Linked DNA regions of Homo sapiens: region 1 is linked to region 2. The links are chromatin contacts, found by Hi-C or POLR2A ChIA-PET in ENCODE. All regions are on one chromosome and are shown on one strand. The core of a region is the stretch at or near the end of the contact, and the rest is flanking DNA. Distances in the headings are between cores, read along the strand shown.

Evidence for each region. Hi-C counts contacts between places; a loop is a spot of excess contacts on that map. ChIA-PET counts read pairs that join two places held with the same protein, here RNA polymerase II (POLR2A). Pooled maps may share reads with other maps.
Region 1: a loop to region 2 is called in a map of OCI-LY7, with 2.8 times the contacts of the local background. The contact joins two enhancer-like sites. A Hi-C loop is called at or near these places in 1 of 168 maps with a recorded cell type or tissue (OCI-LY7) and 1 of 50 pooled maps. POLR2A ChIA-PET finds 5 or more read pairs at or near these places in 1 of 52 experiments (PC-3).

Annotation. Positions count from the first base shown.
Region 1 is chr20:51,664,580-51,667,279 of GRCh38, reverse strand. All of the region lies in intron 13 of ATP9A (ATPase phospholipid transporting 9A (putative)), which reads left to right. Among named protein-coding and RNA genes, the nearest start is that of ATP9A, 100 kb to the left of the region's middle. Within about 2 kb of position 1,344, at least 3 of the 41 ENCODE cell types and tissues checked have a DNase peak (open chromatin) inside an H3K27ac peak, as active enhancers do; they include OCI-LY7 and PC-3, where a contact is called at or near this core.
Region 2 is chr20:51,381,795-51,384,494 of GRCh38, reverse strand. All of the region lies in intron 2 of LOC105372663 (a long non-coding RNA gene), which reads right to left. Among named protein-coding and RNA genes, the nearest start is that of MIR3194, 70 kb to the left of the region's middle. Within about 2 kb of position 1,359, at least 5 of the 41 ENCODE cell types and tissues checked have a DNase peak (open chromatin) inside an H3K27ac peak, as active enhancers do; they include OCI-LY7 and PC-3, where a contact is called at or near this core.

The DNA of each region.
Region 1 (2,700 bases), core at 95-2,594, 280 kb before region 2:
TGGTGTTTACGGAAGCCGTCCCCTCTCAGGATATTTGTGTATTTTAGCTTTTATGGTTCATTTTTGGCTTAGCACAGATAACACTCTTTGTAAAGTGTTGAAATTCAGAAAACCACACTTCTTACCGTGAACCTCACCTCATACTCCTTCCTTAGGGGAAGCTCATAAATCAGTTTGCCCATCCCGGCCTTGAGTCTGACACAGCTGTGTGTTGTGGGGTTAGGGTTAGCTGTGCGAGGCTGGGGTGAACTCACAATTCCAGTACAGATCTACCCAAGTGAGAGTGTGTGCATCTTTCTCTCGTGATGTCTAAACATCCTGGCATAAGCACAGGACCACGTGTGTGATGGGACATATGGAAGCTTTTGCATGCTTTTTTAAAACCAGTTTTATCGAGGGATGATTTACATACCTGAAAGTTCAGCCATGTTGAATACACAGTGTGGTGACTTTAGTAAATTTGCAGCTGTGGAACCATCCCAAATATGCACATCACCCCTGCTCCCACTGCAGTCACGCCTCCCACCTTAGAGCTTCGTAAGGGGTTCTTATACCAGTGGTTCTTTCTTCTTTTTCTTTCTTTCTTTTTTTTTTTTTTTTAAGACACAGTCTCACTCTGTTGCCCAGGCTGAGGTACAGGGGTGCGATCTCGGCTCACTGCAACCTCCACCTCCCGGGTTCAAGCAATTCTCTGCCTCAGCCTTCCTAGTAGCTGGGATTACAGGCACCTGCCACCACGCCCGGCTAATTTTTATATTTTTAGTAGAGACGGGGTTTCACCATGTTGGCCTGGCTGGTCTCAAACTCCTGACCTCAGGTGATCTGTCCGCCTTGGCTTCCCAAAGTGCTGGGATTACAGACGTGAGTCACCATGCCTGGCCCAGTGTTTCGTAAAGTACAGCCTTTGGAACCCCTGGGCTAGATCACTTGGGCCAGAGTCAGGAGCACAAGGAGTGGTGCCCAGACCTGCAGTTTTAACAGGTGAACCAGGTGTTTCCAGAGTACAGTAGCATTGGAGAACAGCTGCTGTGAAACTGAGGTTCATCCCTGTTCAGAGCATGGGTATCTAAACCTGTGGACTCCAAGGAAGAGTTTGCAAGATGACCCACTGGGGTACAGGAAGCGACTCTTTACATTTCAGTTCCATCTCCAAAATTAATGCAAAATTAAAATCTTACTAATACTATTGAGGTTGACCCAGGGGCCCTCACTCCATGTATCAGACAGGTACTTGTCAGGTCCGGTCCTTGAGGTGTCCTGCGGAAGGGGCTGGAATTCCACAGTTGTTTATTTTCCCAGTGTTGAAATGTAGGCCGCAGTTTATGAGTGTCCAGGTGACTTGTTCTAAGGATGTGGTTGAACTAAACTGGACTCATAAAGAGAGCAGGTGGTTTTAAAAGATTCCTGCAGGAAAGCTTCAGATTATTAATACAAGGCCAAGTAAACAGTAAGAAAATGGCCAACACATTAGGAGAGAAAACTATAACCAGCTAAGGACTTGTGATGGTTTTTCCCCTGGGTTATTCATTTACTGGTACTTTTTTTTTTTTTTTTTGAGACGAAGTCTCACTCTGTCGCCCCATCCTGGAGTGTAGTGGTGCTATCTTGGCTTACCACAAACTCTGCCTCCCGGGTTCAAGAGATTCTCCTGCCTCAGCCTCCCGAGTAGCTGGGATCACAGGCATGTGCCAACACACCTGGCTAATTTTTTTTTTGTATTTTTGGTAGAGACGGGGTTTCACCATGTTGGCCAGGCTGGCCTCGAACTCCTGATTTCAGATGATCTGCCTGCCTCGGCCTCCCAAAGTGCTGGGATTACAGGCTTGAACCACCACGCCTGGCAATTTACTAGTACTTTTAATGGAAAAAGGGGATACAATTTAAAAACCATAAAATTTGCTCTTTTAAGCATATGATTCTGTAGTTTTTAATATGTTCACAATACTGTGCAAACATTGGTACTGTCTAATTTTAGAACATTTTTATCAACCCTAAAAAGAAAGCCCACATCCCTTGAGTTCCCAAACCCCCCTGCTCTATCCCCCCAGCTGTCAGTCTACTTTCTGTCTCTGGATTTGCCTATTCTGAACATTGCCTATAAATAGAATCAAACAATATGTGACCTTTTGTGTCTGGCCGGTCTTCCGTTTAGCAGAGTATTTGCAAGGTTCTTCCGGTTGTAGCAGGTGTATGTACTTTATTCCTCTTTGTAGCTGAATAACAGGTATGATGATTTAAAATTTAAGTTTAGGCTGGGTGTGGTGGCTCACGCCTGTAATCCCAGCACTTTGGGAGGCCGAGGCGGGCAGATCACGAGATCAGGAGTTTGAGACCAGCCTGACCAACATGGTGAAACCCCGTCTCTACTAAAAATACAAAAAAAAAAAAAAAAATTAGCCGGGGGTGGTGGCGGGCACCTGTAATCCCAGCTACTCAGGAGGCTGAGGCAGAAGAATAGCTTGAACCCGGCAGGTGGAGGTTGAAGTGAGCTGAGATCGCGTCACTGCACTCCAACCTGGGTGACAGAGGGAGACTCCTCTCAAAAGGAAAAAAAAAAGAAATTTAAGTTTAAATCTATAATTCTCAGTGTTCCTTACCCCAAGTATATGTTATTTTGAGATATTAGCTAATTGTGTGAGAAATGCTATTTTTCATTTTGTTTTCTTATTTATTTTTATTTTTATTTTTTTGAGACAGAGT
Region 2 (2,700 bases), core at 110-2,609:
TGGAGAGGGTTGTATTTACACCTTCACATACACACGTGCCAGACTCCTGTATGACCTCCCCAACTATGTGCCTTCTTCTCTTTGGTAGCCAGGAGGCATTTTGAGTTCAACATGCCCCAAAATTTCCTGATTCCCAATCTCCTCTTCCTCCCTTCTCCCAACACACACCCATCTTACTCATCAGTTTATGGCAACACCATCTACACAGTCGCTTAGTCAAAACCCTGGGAATAACCCCGGATCCTTCACTGTCCCCACTGCCCACATATCAGCAAGTCCTGCTGGGTCCCTTCTGAAATCATCCCACCTCTATGCCTCATGCTCACCAGAACACCCTCATCTCCTACCTGGATGACACAACAGCCCTTTGCTGGTGTACTCCCGACCTCCCCGTCCACACAGCAGCCAGATCGAGGTTAAAGCAGCCTCAGATCCCATCACAGCCCTGTTTAAAGCCCTCCACGGCTTCCCTTTGCGTTCAGGATGATCCGAATTTCAGGCAAGAGGCTCAGCCATCTTCCTCGGCCCCAAGTTCTCCAGCCTCCAGGTCTCTTTTCTGTTCCTTGCCCAGACCACACCATTCCCCACCTCTCTCTCTGTCTCCTCCTAAAACTTGAAACGCTTTGACCCCCGAGTTTCGTGGACTGGCTCTTCCTCATTCTTCAATTTTCCAATCAAATTCTTGTCCTCAGAGGACTTCAGTGACCGCTGTCATGTGGGACCTACCCCATGCCCCACCCACACATGCACTCAGCCTGGCATGTCAAAAACGCTGTTTGGATGGCCGTGTGCATGTTTGCTGCCTGTCTCTTGCCCCTGTAAATTCCATGGCGGCGACGATTGTCTTGATTTGCTCAATGCCATCTCTCTACCACCCTGGCATGCGGTATGGTAGGCCCCCAGGAACCGGGTGTTAAATGAGCAAACATGCCTTTTCCTGTGCATGGAGAACAATGGGCTCATCTGGCATGTATGGAAAATTAATCATTTCCTAATATTTAACACATTTTATAAACCAAACAACTGACTCAAGGGAGACTTTCCTCCTGCCCCACATGGCTCGGTTTATTCATCTCTAATTACACAGCAGTGTATTCCAGCCTGTCTTCTAGACAGAGCCAGTTCCCTTTGCTACAGAAAGCCAAAGGCCATAATTCCCTAGAATCCTGGAGCCTGCCAGGCCAGTTATCTGCTTTCTGGCAGCCTGCAGTCACCTGTGGCCCTCCTGCTTGTAAAATGCTCACTGCTGTGGCTCAACAGCTCCTTGGGGACAGGTAAGAGAAGGGCCGGCCAGCCAGCTGCCGTTTACAAGCCCAATCTGAAACCGGCTTCTCGGGGGAGTCTGTTTGACAAGGTGAATAACGGATTGTTTGCAGTGGAGCGAGGTGCGGCCAGCGCCTGTAGCTTGCTATGTTAGATGGTGCTAACGCGCTCCGGCTGGGCGCCTCTCCATCTGGTCCTCCCCAGATACACCTGCAGCCGTGCAGTTCAGGAGCCCACGTTCTCATTTATCCTCCCCGTGGTGCAAATAAGCCAGGGCACCCTCTGTGTGCTGCTGGGGTCTTCGACACAGACCTTGGCCCCTGAGCTGGGCTCCAGGATCTGAAGGTGCAAGGGCAGGCTCTCCTAAAATCTGCCCTGTGGACACCCCACCCCCCGTCTCCAGTTCCCTAGACCAGCACTGCCCAGAGTATGTCCAGGGCTCCTCGGAGAGTCGGGCAGTGGGGGTCCCAGGTCCCGTGACTTCCATCTCCCAGGGCTCACGGCCTCCCCTCTGGGACGAGTCTCTTTTGCCATTTATCCCTGTTTATGTCACTCTCATCTCATCCCCTGCGTCTCACTCTGACCCCCATGAGGCTCAGACCCCACTTTCTGCCCCACAGCCCCATGAAATGGTGCTGCCCATCCCTCTGCACCTCACTGCCCCCCATAAACAAACCCCCACATCCTCAGTCTTCCCTCCCCCCAGGGCCTGCGTGTTTTCATCCTAGCTGAAACCCACCGCTCCTGAGCCCTGTCTCCTTGCAGGCCTCTGCGACAATTAGCACAAACTTAGTGGCATAAAGCAACACAAATTCATCACCTCACAGTGCTGGAGGTCCAAGGTCCAAAGTAGGTCCCGTGGGGCTAGCATCCTGGTGTCAGGAGGGCTGCGCTCCTTCTGGGGGCTCTGGGGGAGAAGGTTTCCTCATCCTTTCCAGCTTCTTTGGAAATAGACACGGCTGCCCGCATTCCTTAGCACTCAGCTCTCATCTGCTGGGCCAGCCATCCCATCACTCTGATTCCACTTCCAGCCTCACGCCTCTTTCTCTAACAAACTCTCACATCTCTTTCTTTTGCCTCTAAAGACTCCTGTGATTACATGGGGCAAACCTGGGTAACCCAGGGTACTCTTCCTTTCTAATCACTGGTGATTAGCAATCGCACCTGCAAAGTCCCTTTTGCTGTAGAAGGTAACACATCCACAGATGATGGGCATTAGAACATGGACATCATTACGGGGCCCTTATCCTGCCTGCCATGCCAATGTGGCAGTGTTCAGAGGTGATGCCTTTAAGTGGTGACTCTGGATCCTGAGGGCTCTACCCTCGTGAATGGATGAATCCATTCATGGATTAATGGGTGAATGGGTTATCATGGGAAGGAAACTGGCGGCTTTACAAGAAGAGGAAGAAAGACCTGAGCACAGCACATTAGCGC